3 separate regions of the Homo sapiens genome follow, and all the other regions are linked to region 3. The links are chromatin loops, found by intact Hi-C in ENCODE. Cell type or tissue: OCI-LY7. All regions are shown on one strand. Region 1 has its middle 180 kb from the start of GRIN2B. Region 2 has its middle 87 kb from the start of ATF7IP. Region 3 overlaps GUCY2C (guanylate cyclase 2C).

Region 1 (8,000 bases), 450 kb after region 3:
TTTCAGTGGAGGCAGCCGAACTCGGGCCTGGGGAATCCACCTTCACATTGATTTACTCACAAGTTGGTCCTGTCTATAGGTCCTGGCTATAGGCTGGGAGCTCAGCCAGGCTTGGGACTGTGGGAGGTCCTTACAGCATGATAGGATGGTAGCTGTTTTCAGGAGTGAATGTTTCAAGTACTTCAAGCAGAAGCCATATCACCTTTTATGATCTGGCCTAAGAAGTCACATAGCTCATACGTGAAAAAAGACCATAGTCTTTTTTTTTTTTTTTTTTTTTTGTGAGATGGGGTCTTTCTCTGTTGCCTAGGCTAGAGTGCAGTGGCATGATCTTGGCTCACTGCAACCTTCACCTCCTGGGTTCAAACCATTCTCCTGCCTCAGCCTCACGAATAGCTGGGATTATAGGTACATGCCACCATGCCCAGCTAATTTTGTATTTTTAGTAGAGACAGGTTTTCACCATGTTGGCCAGTCTCGTCTTGAACTTCTGACTTCAGGTGATCCACCTGCCTCGGCCTCCCAAAGTGCTGGGATTACAGGCGTGAGCCATCGCGCCAGGTCTATAGTCTTAAACTAATCCAGATTCAAGGATTGAGAACAAAGACTCCACATCTCAATGGGAAGAGCGTTAAGTCACGTTGTAAGGAGATATTACTGTGACTACCTTTGGAAAATACAATCTGATATAGGCATGTGAGAGTGAAGTATCATGGCCTGTTCAAGAAATACATCATAACACAGGTATTTTTCTCCTCCTCCTCTTCCTCCTCCTCTTCTCCTCCTCCCCCCTCCCTCTCCTGACCCTCTTCTCCTCCTTCCTTTCCTCAAACAGTAAACAAGCTAAATTATCTTACGTTTATGGGAGACAAGGATTCACATAGTAAGTCAATCTAGGTAAATCTCTCAAAATTTTGGAACCAATGTTTTATTTTTTAAGTAAGAATAATCTCACTTCTTTTACCTACTATCAGCATGCTTTTGAGGATCAAGTGAGATAATCCCTGTAAAAATTACTTGAAACTGATAAAGCACAATTTATGTTTATTTATTCAACCATCTACTCATTTATCTACCTAACCACCATCAATTCATCTCCACTCATCTGTTCTTTCATTATCGAATATATATTAAACATCTACACTGTGTCAAGTCTTTTACTATGGGGTGGGCCCAACGTAAGTAATTATTGGTTCTCTGAGGAGTATTCCTAAATGTAGTTTTTTGAAGTAACGCCAGTGAATTAGAATCTCTACACTCTCAAAAACGTTTAACTGGTATATGCAAAGTAACTGGTCACCAGAGGCAACTGTCTTATTTTAATGTTCAAATTTTCTGTTTGTTTCACCTTCTTCGTTAAATTTAAACTCATTCTTCAATACATTCTCAGAGAAGTTCTGCTTTCTACAATAGCAACACAAATAAGCTCAAATAACCTGCTTTATTAGATTTATCACAAGTAACTTATCTGCTCTATTTGGCCAGAATTGTAGGTTGGTTATCACAGCATTTTCTTAGTGTTATATATTTTTCAGTGGATGTCTTCCAACATATTATTGGGTTCATATTATAGTACAGCATTACTCAGTTTATAAACAAATTAAGAATTAATTACTTACATTTTATTTAAACAACAGTCTTGTAGACGTGTAGTATGAGTTATAGCAGCCAAGATAGCAAATCCTACAACATTCTGTTGTCTTATTAATTACCAAACATCACCTATATCTAACATCAAACAAATCCCTCATTTATAGATTATTAAAATTCTACGAAATTTTATTGTGGTTCAATTTGTCTAAGATCTCCATATGAATAAATCTTTGCCAGAAGAACCTCTATGCAGGTGTAACGTACAGTGGCTAATGGCATGACTTTAGAGGAGTAAGATAGAATGGTATTTTTGTTTGTTTGTTTGTTTGTTTGTTTGTTTTTTGGAAACAGGGTCTTGCTCTGTTGCCCAGGCTGGAGTGCAGTGGCATGGTCATGGCTCACTGCAGCCTCAAATTCCCAGGCTCAAGTGATCCTTCCACCTCAGCCCCCTGAGTAGCTGGGACTACAGGTGCACACCACCATGCCCAGCTAATTTTTTGTAGAGGTGGGTTCACTGTTATGCCCAGGCTGGTCTCAAACTCCTGAGCTCAAGCAATCCACCCACCTTGGCCTCCCGAAGTGCTGAGATTACAGGTGTGAGCTGCCAGGCCCGGCCAAGAGTAGATTTTTATTATGATTCTACACATACTTGCCGTGTGACCTCGGGCAAATTATTTAACTTCTTTAAGTCTTCACTTTTCCATCTCTAAGATGTATACAATGTTACACATTTATAGAGCTGTTACTAAGAAAATGAAAGAAATAATGCATATGAAGCCATTGGTAAAATTCCTTGCATAAGGTCTCCATAAATGTTGGTTTTAGTGTCTATGTTATTTTGACTAAATTGAGGTGAAGAGGTACTATATAGTTCTTTTTTTCTTTATGTTTGAACTTATAGATTATTTGTGATAATATAATTTGTATATATTTCATATAAAATTAGGTTCAGCTGTGTTACAGAGGCCTAAAATGACAGTGGCTTTAAAAATAGAGATTTTTTTTTCCTTTTTCAAGTAGAAGGAGGTAGGCTGACCAGGGCTGGTGTGATTTTTCTACTTTGAAAATTTTCCAAGAATTCTGAATTCTTAGTTGCGCTTCTGTCATCTTGAGGCTGTGACCATTATCCTCATGATCCCAAACGCTAGCTATAGCTCCAGTCACTAACTTCACATCTTAAGAAGTAGTGTGTAAGAATGCTTGAAGAAGAAAGTGGATGGGGAAAGCAAAGGGTATTAGATCATGGCTTTTAAAGGAGGTCTCCAAACTACAGGGTGTCTCCATGTATATTCCATTGTCTAGAATTAGTCAAATGTTCAGACCTAGCTGCAATGCAGGATAGAAAGTGTATTCTTGATTCTCAGTGGACATTTGCTCAGCTGAGAATTGCAAATCTATTTGCAAATCTATAAAAGAATCGGTAGAAAGCATACTGGGGGACACTGGCACACATCTCCACATTATGCAACTTGTTTTTAAAACTGACTCAACTCATTGTGGTGTAAATCTGAATGATTGATTTGTCCAATAACTTCCACCAACTTTTCTCTGCCAAGTCACCACTTTCTCTTGGGAACCAGCTCCCTTAATGGTAGTTCAGTCTGATTTCTTTTACTTTGGTCACTTTGGGCTATTCAGAATAGTCTTGTTTCAGTTTGTGAGCCCTAGTCCTCTTCATTTTAAAACATTATCTTAATCTGTTCCTGCTGCTATAACAAAATACTGAGAGTGGATAATTTATAAATAACAGAAATATGGGCAGGCGCAGTGGCTCATGCCTGTAATCGCAGCACTTTGGGAGGCAGAGGCAGGCAGATCACAAGGTCAAGAGATTGAGGCCATCCTGGCCAACATGGTGAAACCCCATCTCTACTAAAAAATACACAAATTAGCTGGGGATAGTGTCACGTGCCTGTAGTCCCAGTTATTCGGGAAGCTGAGGCAGGAGAATCGCTTGAACCCAGGAGGTGGAGGTTGCAGTGAGCCGAGATCACGCCACTGCACTCCAGCTTGCTGACAGAGCAAGACTCCATCTCAAAAAAGAAAGAAGAAAAAAGAAAAACGGAAAAAGAAATATATTTTTCGCAGTTCTGGAGGCTGGGAAGTCCAAGACCAAGTTGCTGGCAGATTTGGTAGAAAGTAGAATTGCTCTGAGAATGTATTCAATAAAGAGTTTTAAATTTAGTAAAGGAGAAACAAGCAGAAAATTTGAATATTAAAATAAGACAGTTGCTTTTGGTGACGAATTACTTTGTATATACTGGTTAAACATTTTTGAGAGAGTGGAGATTCTACTTTCTACAGTAGCAACACAAATAAGCTCAAATAACCTGCTTTATTAGATTTACCACAAATAACAACATATCTGCTCTATTTGGCCAGAATTGTAGGTTTGTTATCACAGCAATTTTCTTAGTGTTATATATTTTTCAGTGGATGTTTTCCAACATGTTCTTGGGTTCACATTATAGTACAACATTACTCAGTTTATAAGCAAATTGAGAATTAATTATCTACATTTTATTTAAACAACAGTCTTGTAGATGTGTAGTATGAGTTACAGTAGCCAAGACAGCAAATCCTACAACATTCTGTTGTCTCATTAATTACCAGACATCATCTATACGTAACACCAAACAAATCTCTCAGATTTGATGTCTGGTAAAATTTCTCTCTCTGCTTTCAAGATGGTGCCCTGTTGCTGCATCTTTTGATGAGGACAAACTCTATGTCCTCACATAGCAGAAGAGAAGAAGGGGCAAACTCACTTCCTCAAGCCCTTTTGTAAGCACAAAATCTCATTCATAAAGGTGAAGTCCTTATGACTTAATCACCCTCCGATGGCCCCACTTTCTAATACCATCACCTTGTGTATTAGCTGCTAACATATGAATTTTGGAGGGATGCATACATTCAAATCATAACAAACATCTGTCTGATGCTTAATTCAAAGCTCTCTCACTCCTCTCTCCAGTTCAGGTTTCAGGGGCCTAGAGGAAGGGAGTGAACCCTCTTTAATTATCAGGCCCAGTGAAGCATTGAATTGTGACAGTGTGTGACAGCAGTCATGTTTCACTTCCCTTTGAGCTAAATCATTTCATCTTAAAGCCACCTGCTCTGTGGGCTCTAGAGTAACTGATGCCAAGTAGCCATAAAATGCATTGCACTGGACATCATAACTCATACACTGTAGTTCAACAACGTAAAGCCAATCACTAACCAATGTTAATTCCATAAATCAGTGAGAATTCCTGTCTAACAACTTTGTATCTGCCCACTCCTTCTCCCCTTTTGCCTTTAAAAACCTGCTTGTAACAAAGACTAAATAGAAGCACTCCTCAAGGCAGCTTAAATGTGTGTCCCAGGTAGCCATCCTCAACCTTGGCGCAAATAAACTCTCTATGTTAATTGTGCCTTTATTTCTTTCTTTAGGTCAACAGGGTGGCTGTCATCACCTGCTCTTTCCATCTCCCTCCTTCCTCCATTGCTTACCTCCCTGAGACTGAGTCAGGAACAAGGCTGAGGGATGCAGATGGTGGCACCTCCCCACGTTTCTTTTAATCATTCTCACTGTCTGGCTGGTTGCTTGAAGGGTAGTGGTTTGCCACTGGTAGTACTGGGAATGACTTTAGATGCTCCTGATAAGGCTCCATCCCAGGTGCTCTGTTGGCATTGGTATTGAGGACATCTGTCCTCCAAGGTTCCCTACTGAGGGTCTGCAGCAAATTGTAGAATCCATCTTCTGCATGCCTCAGGAAACAGAGACCCAAGGGAATCATCTGTGCCCCTCCCCCATCGAGCTATACCCCTGAGTCCTGCTCCTTGGTGCTCCTTCTCTTGCTCTGGGGCAGGTCAGCAAGCCCAGTGGCCTTAGGCGGTGGCTTCTTCTCCTCCTCCTCCTCCTTCTCCTTCTTTTTCTTCCTCCTCTTCCTCCTCCTCTTCTTCCTCTTCCTCCTCCTCCTCCTTCTTCCTATATGTTTGCATTATTTAATTTTTAAATTTTAACTTTTATTTTAAATGTGGAGGGTGCATGTGCAGGTTTGAACCCAGGTTGTGAGCATAGTAGCCAATAGGTAGTTTTTCAACTCACACACCACTCTTCCCTTGCCTCCCCTCTCTAGTAGTCCACAGTGTCCATGTTTGTCCGTGTGTGCTCAATGTTTAGTTCCCACCAATAAGTGAGAACAAGTGGTATTTGGTTTTCTGTTCCTGCATTAATTCACTCAGGATAATGACCTCCAGCTCCAACCATGTTGCTGCAAAGGACATGATTTCATTCTTTTTCATGGCTGTGTAGTATTCATTCCATGGTGTATATGTACCACATTTTCTTTATCTGATCCACCATTGATGGGCACCTAGGTTGATTCCATGTCTTTGCTATTGTGAATAGCACAGTGATGAACATACCAGTGCATGTGTCCTTTGGTGTAATGATCTACTTTTCTTTGGGTATATACCCAGTAATGGGGTTGTGGGGTCAGATGGTATCTCTGTTTTAAGTTCTTTGAGAAATCTCCGAACTGCTTTCTATAGTGGCCAAACTAATTGACATTCCCACCCGCAGTGTCTAAGTGTTCCTCTTTCTCTGCTGCCTTGTCAGCATCTGTTGTTTTTTGACCTTTTTTTTTTTTTTTTTCTTTTTGAGAGGGAGTCTTGGTCTGTCACCCAGGGTGGAGTGCAGTTGTGCGATCCCAGCTCACTGCAACCTCCGCCTCCCAGGTTCAAGCGATTCTCCTGCCTCAGCCTCCCAAGTAGTTGGGATTACACGTATGTGCCACTATGCTCAGCTAATTTTTGTATTTTTAGTAGAGATGTGGTTTCACCACGTTGGCCAGGCTGGTCTCGAACTCCTGACCTCAAGTGATCCGCCCGCCTTGGCCTCTCAGAGTGTTGGGATTACAGGCGTGAGCCACTGCGCCTGGCCATTTTTTGACTTTTAATAATAGCCATTCTGGCTGGTCTGAGATAGTACCTCATTATGGTTTTGATTTGCTCTTCTCTGATGATTAGTGATGCTGAGCATTTTTCATGTTTGTTGGCCTCTTGTATGTCTTCTTTTGAAAAGTGTTCATGTCCTTTGCCTATTTTCTAATGGGGTTATTTGTTTTTTGCTTGTTGATTTGTTTTAGCTCCATATAGACTCTGAATATTAGATGTTTGTGAGATGCATAGTTTGTGAATATTTTCTCCCATTCTGTAGGTTGTCTGTTTACTCTGTTGATAGTTTCTTTTGCTGTGCAGCAGTTCTTTAGTTTAGGTCCCACTTGTCAATTTTTGTTTTTGTTGCAATTGCTTTTGGGGACTTAGCCAAAAATTATTTGCCTTAGGCTTTGTTTTTTTTTTTTTTTTGAGACAGAGTCTGGCTCTGTTGCCCAGGCTGGAGTGCAGTGGGGTGATCGCGGCTCATTGCAACCTCTGCCTCCCGGGTTCAAGTGATTCTCCTGCCTCAGCCTCCAGAGTAGCTGGGGCTACAGGTGTGCACCACCACACCTGGCTAATTTTTGTAATTTTAGTAGAGACAGAGTTTCATCATGTTGGCCAGGCTTGTCTTGAACTCCTGACCTCAGGTGATCCACCCTCCTCGGCTTCCCAAAGTGCTGCTGGGATTACAGGCATGAGCCACTGCACCCGGCCACCTTAGGCTTCTTAAACATACAACTGGGGCAAGCCATGCCCCTCTTCCCTTCTTTTTTTGCTTATTGTGGTAAAATATTTATAAACAAACATTGCCATTTTAATTCTTTTTGAGAGACAATTCAGTGGCCTTAACTACACTTATGATATTGTGCAACCATCACTATTACTTATTTCCAAAACTTTTTTTTATCACCCAAACAGAAACTCTTTACCCGTTAAGCAATAACTCCCATTTCCCCTCCCCCAATCCTCTGGTAACCTATAAACCATATTGTGTCTTTTACGTAAGTGGAATTTCATACCAGTGGAATTTGTCTAGCTGATTTCACTTAGCATAATGTTTTCAAACTTCATCCATGTTGTAGCATGTATTATAAGTGGATTCTTTCTTTTATGGCTGAGTAACATTCCATTCTATGTATATACTACATTTTGCTTATCCACATCTTTTGGCTATTGTGAATAATGCTGTAAAGAACATTGCCATACAAGTATTTGTTTGAGTCCCTGTTTTTAGTTCTTTTGTGTATATACTTAGAAATGGAATTGTTGGGTTTTGTGGTAATTTTGTGTTTATTTTTTGAAGAACTGCCAAACTGTTTTCCATAGCATCTGCACCACTTTATATTCCCACCAGCAATGTACGAGGGTTCTAATTTCTCCACATCCTCACCAACACTTATTTTCCACATTTTTGATTATAACTGTCCTAGTAGGTGTGAAGTGTGTCTCTTGGTGGTTTTGATTTGCATTTCTCTGATGACTAA
Region 2 (8,000 bases), 330 kb after region 3:
AGGTAAATTGTGTGTCACAGGGGTTTGGTGTACAGATGATTTTGTCACTCAGGTAATCAGCATAATAACTGATAGGCAGTTTTTCAGTCCTCACCCTCCTCCCACCCTCCGCCCTCAGGTAGGTCCTGGTGTCTGTTGTTCCCTTCTTTGTGTCCATGTGTACTCAATGTGTAGCTTCTACTAATACATGAGAACACACAGTATTTGGTTTTCTGTTCCTGAGTTAATTTGCTCAGGATAATGGCCTCTAGCTCCATCCATGTTGCTGCAAAGGACATGATTTTCTTCTTTTTTATGGCTGTGTAGTATTCCATGGTGTATATATACACATTTCCTTTATCCAGTCCACCATTGATGAGCATCTAGGTTCATTCTATGTCTTGGCTATTTTGAATAGTGCTGCAATGAACATACTCATGCATGTGTCAATACTGCAACTTGGCTGAGTGCATTGACTCACACCTGTAATTCCTATGCTTTGGGAAGCTGATCACCTGAGGTCAGGAGTTCAAGAACAGTCTGGCCAATATTGTGAAACCCCATCTCTACTAAAAATACAAAAATTAGTGGTAGTGGTGGCAGATGCCTGTAATCCCGGCTACTCGGGAGGCTGGGGCAAGAGAATCACTTGAAACTGGGAGGTGGAGGTTGCAGTGAGCCAAGATCATGCCATTGCACTACAGCCTGGGCGACAAGAGCAAGACTCCGTTTCAAAAAACAAAAACAAAAAAACCTCACAACTTAACTACCAGGAGAGTTGCAGATTGGATCGTGAAATAGGTGAAGCTTATGTTCTTCCCTTTCTAATGCTTTCATCCCTTTCATGTTTCCCTACTTTCCAGCTTCTTTATTTTCCAAGTCCTTCTCAGTTAGCTAATGTCTAGTAATTTTATTTTTATAATTTAAAAGTGGATTCTTAAACACCTGAGGGTGTAAAGGAAAGACTCCTGGTAGAATTGAAGCAAGGTGACCACCTATAGATATCTCTATCTGAATGCCTCATGCTGTGATATGCATCTGGTTTCTGCTTGGATGCTTAGTCACTGCCAAGTAATCTTCTACAATTGCTGTTGGCTCACTTACAGCTTGAATTATAGAAATGTTATTAAATTCTTGTTTTCCTTTCTTATCTTCCAAACAAAACATAGCAGGATCTGGCCAGGCGAGGTGGCTCACACCTGTGATCCCAGCACTTTGAGAGGCCCAGGCGGGTGGATCACGAGGTCAGGCATTCGAGACCAGCCTGGCCAACATGGCGAAACCCCATCTCTACTAAAACTAAAAAAATAAATAAATAAATAAAAATAAAAAAAATAAATTGCTGGGCGTGGTGGTGGGCGCCTGTAGTCCCAGCTACTCGGGAGGCTTAGGTAGGAGAATCGCTTGAACCTGGTGGGCGGAGGTTGCAGTGAGCTGAGATTGCGCCGCTTGCACTCCAGCCTGGGCGACAGAGCAAGACTCCATCTCAAAAAAAAAAAAAGAAGAAGAAAAAGAAATACGGCAGGATCTATGATCAGTTATTTATACCTTGACTGAAACTTTCGCTTTGTTCTGCCACTCTCAGCTTCAGTTGCCTTTGTCTTGTACTTGTGATAAACTTTCACCTAATAGACCTGGACACCTGGCCTGCCAACCCTCTTTCAGACTTGACTGAGTCAAATAATCCCAATTTATGTCAGATGAAAGCTGGGCACTGTAATCTCAAGGGAGTCCTCACGTACCCAGCCAAGGCAGGTGGATGCCGTAATCCTGAGATGGGCACTAAATGCTCACAATAGACCACTTTCAACCAGCTCTGGGCTTGAATAACTCATGAACCCAGGAAGGAGTAGCCAATGACATCACTCAGAGACCTTGCTTTCTTAATATGGGACAGATCTAGTTTACTGTATTTTGACTTCAAAGACTATCTCATTTTTTTTCTCCCCTAAGCCTCATTCCCAAGTCTACCTGAAGAGCTAAAATGAACTCTCTGTTTGGCAGTAAACACCTTTTCACTAAGCTCTCCATGTGTGCTCTCTAATAGTCTTATGTTTTTCTTCAACATCTTTGTGAAATAGAAGGCTTTATCTCTTTTCAAACAAATTTCTGGTGTCAAGGGACAGAGAGAAGAGTATTTGAGGAGTGGAGTAATGAGTAGGATAACCTTTCCATGGGCCATGAGATGTTACTTTCCTGACTCATGTCATCATAGCCAGTTGAGAATCACTAAATCTTCTTTTTTAGCATTAGCAAAGAACTGGTCAATTTTTTTTTTTTTTTTTTTTTTTGAGACAGAGTCTTGCACTTTCACCCGAGCTGGAGTGCAGTGGCATGATCTCGGCTCACTGCAACCGCCACCTCCCAGGTTCAAGCTCCTGCCTCAGCCTCCTGCGTAGCTGGGATTACAGGTGCCCGTCAAGACGCCCAGCTAATTTTTTGCGTTTTTAGTAGAAATGGGGTTTCACTATGTTGGCCAGGCTGCTCTTGAATGCCTGACCTCGTGATCCACCCACCTCAGCCCCCCAAAGTGCTGGGATTACAGGCGTGAGCCACCACGCCCAGCCAGAACTGGTCAAATTTTACGTGCTGTTCTTTGTGTTATTGATATGGTTTGGCTGTGTCCCCACCCAAATCTCATGATGAATTGTAGTTTCCATAATCCCCATGAGTCAGGAAGGGACCTGGTGGGAGGTAATTTAATCATGGTGGGGGTTTCCCCAATGCTTGTCTCACAAGATCTGATGGTTTTATAAGGGGCTTCACCCTTTGCTCGGCTCTCATTCTCCTTCCTGTGCCATGTGAAGAAGGACGTGTTTGCTTCCACTTTCTCCATAATTGTAAGTTTCCTGAGGCCTTCTCAGCCATGCTGAACTTTCAGTCAATTAAACCTCTTTCCTTTATAAATTACCCAGTCTCGGGTATGTCTTTATTAACAGCATGAATACAAATTAATACAGTTATTAAAGTCATATTAATACTTATTTGCTCCCTAAATAGAAAAATTAGCATATAGAATATACTTATTCACACTGCACAAATCCTCAGTGGTACAACAAATATACTATTGATCTGTGCTTGGCTTTTACTGGTTAGCATTCAAGAAATATGCTAATAATATAAATTTAAGAAAGTATGCCAGACATAAGACTTTTTTTTTTTTTTTTTTGAGGCGGAGTCTTGGTCTGTTGCCCAGGCTGGAGTGCAGTGGCGCCATCTCAGCTCACTGAAACCTCTGCCTTCTGTGTTCAAGTGGTTCTCCTGCCTCAGCCTCCAGAATAGCTGGGATTACAGGTGTGTGCCACCACGCCCAGCTAATTTTTTGTATTTTTAGTAGATACAGGGTTTCACCATGTTAGCCAGGATGGTCTCCATCTCCTGACCTCGTGATCCACCCAGCTCGGCCTCCCAAAGTGCTGGGATTACAGGTGTGAGCCACTGCACCCGGCCCATATATTTTATTCCTTAGAAGTCCATTCCAGGCCAGGTGTGGAGGCTCACTTCTACAATCCCAGCACTTTGGGAGGCTGAGGTGGGAGGACTGTTGGAGTCCAGGAGCTTGAGACCAACCTAGGCAACATAGTAAGACCCCGTCTCTACCAAAAAAAAAAAAAAATGTATATATATATATTAGCTACGTGTGGTGACACACGTCTATAGACCCAGCTACTCAGGAGGCTGAGGCAGGAGGATCATTTGAGCCAAGAGGTAGAGGCTGAAGTGAGCCATAATTATGCCACTGCACTCCAGCCTGGGTGACAGAGTGAGACCCTGTCTCAAATAAAATTCCATTCCAGTTTTCCGTATGTATATGGTTTATTCTCTAAGGTTTCTTTAAGTCACAGTGAAGTAGCTTCATACTCAAAATATCAGCTAGATTTTGTGCTGTTGATGACAGTGAAGGACTATGAAGAAGTAGAAGGCTAGGTTTCACTTCTATATGGTGATTATAAAAAGTTATCCATAGAAGGTAGGGAGGCTGTGCAGGTGTGGGGGCAGTAGGTACACGGGAACTCTCTGTACTTTCCACTCAATTTTGCTGTGAACTAAAACTGTTCTAAAAAAAGTCTATTTTTAAAAAAAGTTACCCAAGTCAGAGTGAAACAACAAAGAACTGACTGTGTAGGCTCCTGCCTGGGCCACATTTTGATACAAAAGATAGTTAACACAGTGAATTGTTAAAAGTATGATGGATATTGTGCAATGTGATTCACCTGCTAGAGCCAAGACTGCTATTTGTGATTAAATATCTGTTCTTGCCTCCCCCTTAGTAATAAAACCTTCAATTTTTAGTTGGACATTTGGCTTCCTAGTACAGAGGCTTCATTTTCTAGCTGCTCTTTCAGGTAGGGGTGCCAAGTGACTAAATTTCTGGCACAAAAATAGGACACAACTGGAATTGGTGAGTATTTTTTCTGGGCAGTGTACCCAAAGAGACAGAGCATACTTATTTTTTCTTTTTCTTTTTCTTTTCTTTTTTTTTTTTTTTTGCCTTTTCTTCCTAACAGCTTGGCAATTAAGCTGTATTCTCACAATTGGCTGAAAGCATCCCTTTCAGCTAGGTGTGCCATAGGGTTAAGTTATAACCAATAGGTGTAAACAAAAGTACTACCATGTACACTTCTGGAAAATTGTCTTTAAAGGGAGGTAACATAATCTTCCCGACTTTCTTCTTTTTACCAGCTAGATGCTTCAGCAGATTTGAGGAAAAAAAAAAAAAAAAAAAAAAAAAAAAATATATATATATATATATATATATTTTTTTTTTTTTTTTTGAGATGGAGTCTGGCTCTGTCGCCCAGGCTGGAGTGCAGTGGCACGATCTCCGCTCACTGCAAGCTCCGCCTCCCAGGTTCACGCTATTCTCCTGCTTCAACCTCCCAAGTAGCTGGGACTATAGGCGCCCGCCACCATGCCCAGCTAATTTTTTTTTATTTTTAGTAGAGAGGGAGTTTCACCGTGTTAGCCAGGATGGTCTCAATCTCCTGACCTCGTGATCCGCCCGCCTTGGCTTCCCAAAGTGCTGGGATTACAGGCGTGAGCCACCACGCCTGGCCAATTTGAGGAATATTTTTGAGGATGGAAGAACAATAAGATAGAAGACTGGGTCCTCGAGGACTGCTGAGCTGCTTTCAGGCCCTGCTCTATTTCTTTCCAATTTAGTACACATGAAAGAGAAAAACTTCCATCTTGTTTAAATAAGTGTCAGTTTTAGGTTGCTGTGTTTCATGCTAAATGGATTCCTAATAGATACAGGATTAAGAACTTGGAAGTGGAATACTAAGAAAAACCAAAAACATGATACTAGGCTTAGAAGTTGAGTGGCAGGTGGTATAGACTCAACATCACAGGCTGGTCATTTTGTGGCAAACATTTCCCTGCTTTAACTTGAAAAGGGGACCACATGCTGACTGAGGCTGTAGCTTTAGGGGAAATGATAGGAAAGATTAATGATTTTTGTGGGTATTGGTTGCCTACTGATGCTTTCAGAAAGCCTTACAGGCAAGAAGGCAGTGGAGAAACAGAGATAGAAGGGACTACAGCTTTGCTAAAAGATTGCTATTTTTCTCAAGTCTACAATCAAAGTTGACCATTTGGACCCTTGCAAGAATAAAAGGGCAACTGCTTTTGCACTCAAAATTGAACCAGTTATAAGCAGTGGTTGAAAGCCTGCAACCTTAGTAAGAGAGAAAACTAGTGACCCCTCATACAAAAGCATTGACCTGCTAGCAAAGAGTAGATTAAGGGTACTTCTCTCCCATCCAAGTGTGTTTTAAACAACTTTCAAGGTAGTTGCCATTAAATTGAGGGATAAGGCTGGGTGCAGTGGCTCATGCCTGTAATCCAAACACTTTGGGAGGCCCAGGCAGGCAGATTGCTTGAGCACAGGAGTTTGAGTTCGGCCTGAGCATCATGACAAAACCGTGTCTCTACAAAGAAGTAAAAACATTAGCTGGGCATGGCGCGTACATGCCTGTAGTCCCAGCTACTCAGGAGGCAGAGGCAGGAGAATCACCTGAGCCTGGGGAGGTTGAGGCTGCAATGAGTCTGGGCGTAGAGTAATACCCTGTCTCAAAAAGTTTAAAAATTGAGAGTAAAGCTGGGCACAGTGGCTCACACCTGTAATCCCAGCATTTTGGGAGGCTGAAACAAGTGGGTCACTTGAGGCCAAGAGTTGGAGACCAGCCTGACCAACACGGTGAAATCTTGTCTCTACTAAAAATATAAAAACTAGCTAGGTGTGGTGGTGCATGCCTATAGTCCCAGCTACTCAGGAGGCTGAGGTGAGAGGACCGCTTGAACCTGGGAGGTGGAGGCTGCAGTGAGCCGAGATTGTGCCACTGCACTCTGGCCAGGGCAACAGAGAGAGACTCTGTCTCAAACAAAACAAAACAAAACAAAAAAGATCTGTCTTCAGGCTTTAAACAAACAAACGAAAACACTGTGGCTAGACAAGATCTTTGGCTGTACTTACAAGGACAGAGAATTGAATGAAAATAAATTTTAAAAAATTATATTTGAAAGAATTATATTGCCTGCAAAAATCTGTGACTATTATAGCCCTATAGCAATCCCCAAGCCTGCACAAAAATGAAGTGGATTTAATAAAGAGTGTATCTCCCGAAAAAGGGATGACTCAGCAAAGCCAGTCTCAGATGTGGCCATGGAGGAGGCTGATGAAGGAGGAACTTCTGAGAGAGCAGAGCTAAGGACCAGGAAGTGCATCAGTCTTCTATGGTTGCCATAACAAAATACCACAGATTGGAGGTCTAAACAACTCTTTATTTTTTCATGGTTCTGGAGGCTGGAAGTGCAAGATCAATATATCAGCAGGTTTAGTTTATCCTGAGGTCTCTCTCCTTGGCTTGCAGATGGTCACCTTCTTGTTGTGTCTTCACATGGCCGTTCCTCTCTGCATGTACGTCCCTAGGGTCTCTTCCTCTTCTTCTTAGGACACTAGCCATATGTGATTAGGACCCCAGCCTTATGACATCATTTAACCTTAACTGCCTTTTAAAAGGCTCTATCTCCCAACAAACAAACAAACAAAACAAAAACAGTCCCATTGGGGGATTGGGTTCTACCCCAAATTCACATGTGGTGAATTTGGGGTAGAACACAATCCAGTCCACAACAAGGATAGTAATTGAAAAAGCTCATCTCAGAGAGCAGAACCAAGGGCTGCCTGGTGAGCTAATCAAAGAACTCCCTTCTCAGGCCAGGGAGTTCTCTGCAATTAGTGCTCAGCAGGGTTTGATAACTCCTATGGACCAGTACCAGTGAGTGTTACATGTTTCCTGCTTTCCTCTTCTCCAGTTGAAATTTTAATTAAGGTTACTCTATTCCTGTTTCACCACTATACAGTATACTGAATATGACCAAAAAGGCAGGATAAATAACTTTGTTTATGAGTTTCTGGAGCATGAGCCACTACATCTAGATAAGATGGAGATGACTCCATATCACCCAGAGTTTCTCAACTTTGAGCTTAAAGCAGTAACTAGAGGACACTTTGGAGTTCTCTCTCCTAGAGAGGAGGGCTCTATATAAAAAGAAGGAGCTTATGGATGAGAGGACTGTGGCAAGGACTGCTACGTCTCCCTTGATAGGTTCTTTCTTCCTCTTTCAAGTTTTAGCTGAACATAACAATTCCTAAAATAAAGGCTACACTTTCCAGCATCCCTTGCAGCTCTGTGAGATTTCCAGGACATGTTGTTTAAAAGAATGTGTGAAGGCAGCCAGGCGCGGTGGCTCACGCCTGTAATCCCAGCACTTTGGGAGGCCAAGGGGGGCAGATCACGAGGTCAGGAGATCGAGACCATCCTGGCTAACACAGTGATACCCTATCTCTACTAAAAATACAAAAAATTAGCTGGGCGTGGTGGCAGGCGCCTGTAGTCCCAGCTACTCGGGAGGCTGAGGCAGGAGAATGGCGTGAACCCAGGAGGCGGAGCTTGCAGTGAGCGGAGATCGCGCCACTGCACTCCAGCCTGGGCAACAGAGCGAGACTCCATTTCAAA
Region 3 (8,000 bases):
AGATTTTGAACTCTGCCAGCATTTCCTCTGCCATATCCAGGTTTTGTATCCAGTTCCTCCTCCAAACACAAGAGCTACATACAGTCTGGTCCAGGACTTATTTAATTTGAATCAAAACCCTTGTCCCCCCACTTACTTCCCTACTCTTACTACACACTGCTGCTATGATCTGAGGTCACCTCTCTTGCCAGTTGCTTTACTATTCGGAAGCTCTAGAATCACAAGGAGTGAATGACAAGGTGTGGCCCCATTCTCCTCCTCTTCCTCATCTGGAAGCTTGTTAAAATGCAGATGTGTGGACACTCTACCAGGCCTACTATGCAAGATTCTCTGTGGGCGTAGATCAGAAATCTATATTTTTAACAAGATAATGTGTTTGTGACCACACTAATATTTGAGAATCGCTATTCCAGATTCTTCATGCAGTTCCTCACATTTAAAACAGCTGCCCTCCATAGCCATCAGTTGTCTCCAAATGCTTCTCAGGCTGCTTTTCCAAAGTTATTGGAATCTTTTCACAACTGGCAAAGCCAGCTATTAACTGTAAGTTACCTGTCTCCGGTAGCCATAATGCTTCTGGCCTTTACATTTGGATTGCACCTTGGAAAAGTCTCCTTTTACGTAAAAGTGTCCTAACATCACACTTGCTTTTTGAGTCCTCCATAAGTACATTTTTTACAAAGAACACTTACCCCAAAATAGAACCAGTTTATGGATTGCTATGGTCCAAACACAGCCAGTGAACCACTACTTTTTTAAATGAGTTTAACAATATATATCAATTATATATATATATATATCAATCACTCATTTTTAAATTATTGATATATATTATAGATATATATTATTAAACTCATTTTTTAAAAATAGTGGTTCACTGGCTGTGTTTGGGCCATATGTATTTTGTATCTCTTTTTCAAATACCAGCTTTAGCAAAAACAGGGTTTCCAGTATTCCAGTAAATTTCCATACATTCCGTAGCCTCCAGATGGGCCCCAGAAATGCCACTTAATGAGTTCTTAATTGTGATGTACATGTGTTTGTAATAAGATAGGGAAACTGTAGCAAAAGTTTTGTAGCAAAACTTTATTGCAAAAAGGGCTAGAAGGAAATATGGACAATGACAACCAGTTGGATTTGTTGACGTAGCAGAATTGTAGATGAATTTTCTTCCTTTTTAAGTTAGAGTTCTTGTGATGTTGCTAGAGTGATATTTTAAAATGTCTTTTGGGGAAAAAAAAGAAAACTCTACTTTGAGAAAAGGATGTCTGCTGAATGAGAAACTTATTTTTAAAAAGGCACTTGGAAATAAAAATCTGTCTAGAGATAATGCAAATCATAACAGGAATGTGTGATGTGCTTAAATATTGGCACTGATGAGAAATGCGGAAGTGAAACATGTCACAGAAACAGATCATTATGGAAACAGTGGTCTACAACTGAACTGACTCCTTGGACTCCGTGGTACGTAACTCTTTTGTCTTACCAGGGAAGAGGAAATGAGACTACCTACTGGCTGACTGGGATGAAGGACCAGAAATTCAACCTGCCAACCCCTCCTACTGTGTAAGCTTCTGGGTGTGGCAGGGACAGGGAGGAAATTAGAGATCTTGGCTTTGTTAGTTACAGCCAATTTAAATTGGCAAATGCCTTACAAGTGGCATATATTGCATAAGAAGTAAGGGACTATACATGAGAAGGTTTAGAAACCTCCCTTCCTAGACTGCAAGAAGGGGATTATCCTGAAACCCTGCATTTTCCTGAGACCTCAATGAAACAGAAAAGTATTTAGCCTTGGCTTCCCTGTCTGGAACACAGACTTGCTTCCCTGAATCAGATGTGGGGGCTCAGTATAAAACTACCTTTTTTTTTTTCCACTGTGGATCCTTTATCCCAAGAGGGAGCTTCCACCTGGAAAAGAGGAAGAATGAACAGACTATTTAGAACTTGAGGAGATTTTGTTATTTCATTTATTTCATTTTATTTACTGGCTCTGTATTCATGATATTTTTAACTGTCAAAATTATGTTTTAAATGCCTTATCTGCATTAAAGTATACTTAACTTATAGTTTATGCAGAAAATATACTATATATTAGACAAGAATGAGTTAAAAGTTTCCTGAGTCTGGGTATGAGCTTCTACCTATTCTGTCCACTTTCTTAGACTGTACCAGTCATCATCTTGTTCTTGCTGAAAAACTGACTATATTGCCCTGCAATAAAGCATGGCAAAGCTAGCGTTGTGTTCCAGGCTTGCTCGGGAGAACAGAAGACACTTTAGAGTTCACTTCATGCATGTCTTGTTCTGACAAGAGTGGAGCATACTGGGGGCAAAGAGGCTCTCTGCATTCCACTCCTGTCTTCATCTTTCTGTTGAGTTGCCTGATGAAAACAGGACCTGCCCCAACCCCAAGACTGCGGTTCTGGGTCTTAACATGAAGTCTGTGTTCTCCCTGAGATGAGGAAGACAAAGTTTCAGGGTTAACTGACAGGTTTCACTTCTCCTAAAGGTGACTCAAGCTGTCACCCAGTTGCCTGTCAATACATGTTACTGCAGCCATATGGCCATTTCCTTGGCTTTTGCTATGGTTGAGAAACTCTGTCTTGCAGAGGCCTAGATGTCAGACCCAGAGAGATGGCAACCTTCTAGAAAAGCCAAAACAACCCAAATCTTCCCTGGGGCATGAGAAACCTGGCTCCTTACTTGGAGTGTTCCAGGTCCATTCTAAACTCGTGGTCCCCTCCACCATTCTAAGCCTTCCCCAAACAAGACTCACACTGTTAAGTATGTGTGGGACCAATGAGTTTTCAGGGTTGTGTGGCAGGGGCCTAGCATCCTCCCAGCTTCTTTTCCCCTTCCTGCAGTGGCATATGTAAACCTAGATCCTCCCAACCATGCCTCCAAATTCCAGCAGCATATTGTTTCACTTTGAAATTGAAGCCTAATTTCCTAGCAGAGATAACAGTTTTTTAAGCTCATCAAAGGCAGGGATCATTTTGTATTCTTTGGATTTCCTGTGTCTAGCACAGAATAGGCATTCAAAGAGTAACTGACTAACTGAACTGATTATTCTGGAGCTAAGGAATATTCTGTATGAATTGCTGAGAAGTTCTATTTTCTCTTCCCACTCTGTTTCCAGGGAGAATCAACAGCGTTTGCAAGCAGAATTTTCAGACATGATTGCCAACTCTTTACAGAAAAGACAGGCAGCAGGGATAAGAAGCCAAAAACCCAGACGGGTAGCCAGCTATAAAAAAGGCACTCTGGAATACTTGCAGCTGAATACCACAGACAAGGAGAGCACCTATTTTTAAACCTAAATGAGGTATAAGGACTCACACAAATTAAAATACAGCTGCACTGAGGCAGCGACCTCAAGTGTCCTGAAAGCTTACATTTTCCTGAGACCTCAATGAAGCAGAAATGTACTTAGGCTTGGCTGCCCTGTCTGGAACATGGACTTTCTTGCATGAATCAGATGTGTGTTCTCAGTGAAATAACTACCTTCCACTCTGGAACCTTATTCCAGCAGTTGTTCCAGGGAGCTTCTACCTGGAAAAGAAAAGAAATGAATAGACTATCTAGAACTTGAGAAGATTTTATTCTTATTTCATTTATTTTTTGTTTGTTTATTTTTATCGTTTTTGTTTACTGGCTTTCCTTCTGTATTCATAAGATTTTTTAAATTGTCATAATTATATTTTAAATACCCATCTTCATTAAAGTATATTTAACTCATAATTTTTGCAGAAAATATGCTATATATTAGGCAAGAATAAAAGCTAAAGGTTTCCCAAAACTGTGTATGCGTTTCTACCTATTTTGCCCATTTTCCTGGAATACATCAGTCACATCATCTTGTGCTTACTGAAAAACTGACTACATTCACTCACACTGAAGTACGGCAAAGCTAGCATTGTTGCTCAAGGGTGAGAACCTTGAAGGTTAGTATCACTTGCTACACATGAGGGAATTTTTGACCTTTATACAGAGGTGTTGCTTCAGCTTGTCCAATTAACAATGTGGATGGCAGTGATCCAAGTATGGGACCCAGGCAAAAGTCAAGTTCCTGTACTGCACTTTTCTAACTACAAAGTAATCCATGTCTCCAGGCTCCTGATCTTTCATCAGTAAATTATGAATTATAATACTCACTTCATTTTAGACTGCGCCACCCCTTCCCCCAAGCTGGCATAACACCACTCACAGATAATTTCCTTAGACCCACAGTTTACAAGGTAAAAGGAGGGAATTGGAGATGGAAGTTTGATCTCCCCACCAGTCTGAGAATCTTCACAAGAAGCTCACTCTGGTCCTGTCTCATGAACCATTGCAAGTACCAGGTGGGCTGAAACACCAGGGGTGAACTGGGGACAAAAAGCGGAGGTGCTGATTGCTGAAACTGACATGCAGATCTTGCAGCTGCTCTGTACTCCAATCAGCAGAGATGCCATACTGAGAAAACTGGATGATGCAACAGTCCTACTCTAGGCAAAACCCACAGGAAAGCCTGAATCCCTGGTTAGATTTCCCACAAAGCCCAGGTGCTAATGTGGAACCTTCCTCTTACTTGGAAACAACTAAAAGGTTTTTTCCTTTTAAACAACCTTTGAATTCTAGCACTCTCCTAAGGCTTCCCCAGACCAGGAAGCAATAGCAGACCAGTGACTAAGTTACAACATTAAGCACTAAAAGTCTAACACCACCAAGAATACCTGTAAAAGCTGGAAGAAGTGACCATCTCCTCGAATGTGCGGGCATCAATGTAAAGACACAAGGATTGTGAAAACTCAGGGAAATATGATACCATCAAAAGAAACCAACAAAGCTCCAGTAATAGACCCAAAATAATTGAAGGCCCGTAACATGTCTGACAGAATTCAGAAAAATCTTAAAGAGTTCAGGGAAGCACAAAAGAGTATAGATTAAAAAAATTAAATGAAATTTGAAAAACAATCCAGGAACAAAATGAGAAAATTGACAAAGAAAAAAATATAAAAACACACATAAAAGTAGAAATCTTAGACATAAAGGATAAAATAGCTAAACTGGAAAAGCTCATTATAAAGCTTCAACAACATATTTAATCAGAGGAAAGAATGGGCTTGAAGACAGGACATATGAAATTACCCATCCGAAAAGAAAAAAAGAATTAAAAAGAATTATAGGATACCATCAAGCAAACTAACCTTCATATAATAAGAATTCCTAAAGAAGATGAGAGAGAAAAGAGCCATATTTTAAAAATTATAGCTGAAAGATTTTCAAATCTGAAGAAAGATGATAGCACTCAGGTACAGGAAACTCAGAGGTCACCAATCAAATTCAAAGAGGAATTCCCCAAATCATATCATAATCAAATTATCAAAAATCAAAGATAAAGAAGGAATATTCAAACCAGGAAGAGAAAAAAAAAGCACATTCAATAGAGCCCCAATATAGCTTGCAGTAAATCTCTTAGCAGAAACTTTGCAGACTAGGAGACAGTGAGATATATATTCAAAGTATTGAGAAAAAGATACTGTCAGCTAAGAATACTGTATGCAACAAAGCTATCTTTCAAACATGAAGGACAGATAAAGACTTTCCTAGACCAAAAAAAGAAAAAAAAAACAAACCCTGAGGGAATTAATCAACATCAGGCTTGTCATACAAGAAATCCTAAAGGGGGTCCAGCAGTCTAAAAGAGAAGGATGTTAACATGTAACAAGAAAACATCTGAAGGTATAAAACTCACTGGTAAAAGTAAGAATAGAAATTCAGAATACTCTAGTACTGTAATTATGATATATAAACCAATTATATCTTAATTATGGAGACTAAAACTTATTAAAGATGATAATAACTACAACAATTGGTTGAGAGGCAATATAAAGAGATGTAAACTAAAACATCAAAAAGTCAAAACGTGGAGGGGGAATGATGTTAAAGTATAGTGTGTTTTGTTGCTTTGCTTTTCTTTGCAATCAAAGCTAAGTTCTTTTCCATTTAAAATAACCTATTATAACTATAAAATGTTTTATGTAAGCCTCATAGTAACCACAAAGAAAGAAATCTATAATAGAGACACTGACAATAAACAGCACAGAATTAAAACATACTACTAGAGAAAATTACTTAACCACAGAGGAAGACAGTATGAGAGGAAGAAAATAAAAAATTTACCAGAAAAATGCAAAAAACACTTACAAGAATGGCAACAGAAAACATGTTCCTATCAATAATAACCTTTAATGTAAATGGACTATATTCTCCAATTAAAAGACATAGAGTAGGGCAGGTATGGTGGCTCATGCCTGTAATCCCAGTACTTTGGGAGGCTGAGGTGATTGGATCACTTGAGGCCAGGAGTTCGAGACCAGCCTGGCCAACATGGTGAAACTCCATCTCTACTAAAAATACAAAAATTAGCCAGCATGGTGGCACACACCTGTAATCCCAGCTATTCGGGTGGCTGAAGCAAAAGAATCACTTGAACCCAGGAGGTGGAGGTTGCAGTGAGCTGAGATTGTACCACTGCACTCCAGCCTGGGCAACAGAGTGTGACTCTGTCTCAAAAAAAAAAAAAAAAAAAAAGATATAGAGTAGCCGAATGAATTTTTGTTTAAAGAAAAACAGGACCTAACTACATGCTCTCTATAAGAAACTGCACCTCTGAAGATACATGCAGACTGAAATCAAAGGAATGGGAAAAGATATTCCATGCAAATGGAAACCAAAAAGATCAGGAGTAGCTGTACTTATATCATATAAAATAGACTGAGGTCAAGAATAGTATACAAAAAATAAATAAAGCTATTATATAAATATAATATTATTTATATAATAAATTATATAAATTTCAATTATATAATTTAATAAATGTATAATTTAATAAATTATATAATTATATAATACAATATAATAAATTATATAAAGGAGTCAATGCAACAGGGAATACAGTAATTGTAATACATATGAACCCAATACTAAGGTAAAATGTAAAGCAAATATTAATAGACCTGAGGGGAGAGATTGTTTAGAATATAAAAGTAGTAGGGGACTTTAGCACCCCACTTTTAGCAATAGACATATCATCCAGACAGAAAATTAATAAACATGGAGGTTAAACTGTACTCTAGACTGAATGTACCTAACAGACTTTTACAGAACATTCCACCTAACAACTACAAAATGCACATTTTTCTCAACAGTGCATGGAGCATTTGTCAGGACAGATAATATATGCAGGCACAAAACAAGTCTTAATAAATTTAAAGTCAAAATTATATTAAGTATCTTTTCTGACTGCAATGGAATAAAACTAGAAATCAGTAACAGGAGAATTTGACATAGTGGGCATGGGCATGTGAAAAAAAAGAAGAAAAAAAAAACAGGAGAAACTTTGGAAACTCTACAAATACACAGAAATTAAACAACATGCTCCTGAATTACTATTAGGTCAAGGAAGAAATTAAGAGGGAAATTAACATTTTTCTTAAGACAAGTGAAAATGGAAATACACCATACACAAATCTATGAAACACAGCAAAAGCAGTTCTAAGAGGGAAGTTTATAGCAATAAATGCCCACATTGAAAAAGTAGAAAGATCTCAAGCAAGATGACTTTCACCTCAAGAACTAGAAAAATAAGAACAAACTTAACCCAAAATTAGTAGAAAAAAGAAATAATAGAATGGAATTAAATGAAATAGAGATTTTTAAAACAATACAAAAGATCAACAAAGCAAAAAAAATTTTTTAAAAATATAAACAAAACAACATGCCTTTAGCTAGACTTACTAAGAAAAAGAGAAGACTCAAATAAATAAAATCAAAGATGATAAAGGAAACATGACAACTGATACCACAGAAATACAAAGAATCATAAGAGACTAGGAACAACTAAATAACAATAGATTAGAAGATCTAGAAGAAATGTATACATTTCTGAACACATACAACCTATCAAAATTGAATCATAAGAAATAGAAAACCCAAACAGAACAATAACAAGTA

The links. A loop is a pair of places that touch in the nucleus more often than their neighbours do. Peaks named below come from ENCODE experiments on the same cell type or tissue, not always from the same donor. Only the 100,000 strongest peaks of a DNase experiment are listed, where the experiment ranks them.
Region 1: a loop joins it to region 3, with 2.2 times the contacts of the local background. A loop is called at or near these places in 2 of 110 quality-filtered maps.
Region 2: it touches region 3 in a loop (7-fold over the local background); 2 of 110 quality-filtered maps call a loop at or near these places.

Annotation. Positions count from the first base shown.
Region 1 is chr12:14,153,958-14,161,957 of GRCh38, reverse strand. No RefSeq gene overlaps it. Among named protein-coding and RNA genes, the nearest start is that of GRIN2B, 180 kb to the right of the region's middle. In OCI-LY7, no CTCF peak of the experiment used is centred here; DNase peaks (open chromatin) are centred at 4,607, 5,157, 5,257, 7,485 and 1 weaker place; H3K4me3 peaks cover 3,033 bases; H3K27ac peaks cover 5,439 bases.
Region 2 is chr12:14,274,759-14,282,758 of GRCh38, reverse strand. No RefSeq gene overlaps it. Among named protein-coding and RNA genes, the nearest start is that of ATF7IP, 87 kb to the left of the region's middle. RefSeq lists an enhancer at 1,738-1,847. In OCI-LY7, no CTCF peak of the experiment used is centred here; DNase peaks (open chromatin) are centred at 1,658, 3,978, 4,518 and 6,653; H3K4me3 peaks cover 1,762 bases; H3K27ac peaks cover 6,501 bases.
Region 3 is chr12:14,608,433-14,616,432 of GRCh38, reverse strand. It overlaps GUCY2C (guanylate cyclase 2C), which reads left to right. Exons shown (of 27, transcript NM_004963.4): 26 at 1,490-1,566; 27 at 3,142-3,801. The coding sequence ends at 3,316. It overlaps PLBD1-AS1 (PLBD1 antisense RNA 1), which reads right to left. Exons shown (of 6, transcript NR_120465.1): 3 at 3,507-3,554; 4 at 1,863-1,911. Among named protein-coding and RNA genes, the nearest start is that of PLBD1, 45 kb to the right of the region's middle. RefSeq lists a silencer at 1,533-1,582 and enhancers at 2,115-2,364, 2,385-2,484, 2,495-2,544. In OCI-LY7, a CTCF peak has its summit at 3,332; DNase peaks (open chromatin) are centred at 1,432, 2,502, 3,402, 4,392 and 1 weaker place; H3K4me3 peaks cover 3,330 bases; H3K27ac peaks cover 5,235 bases.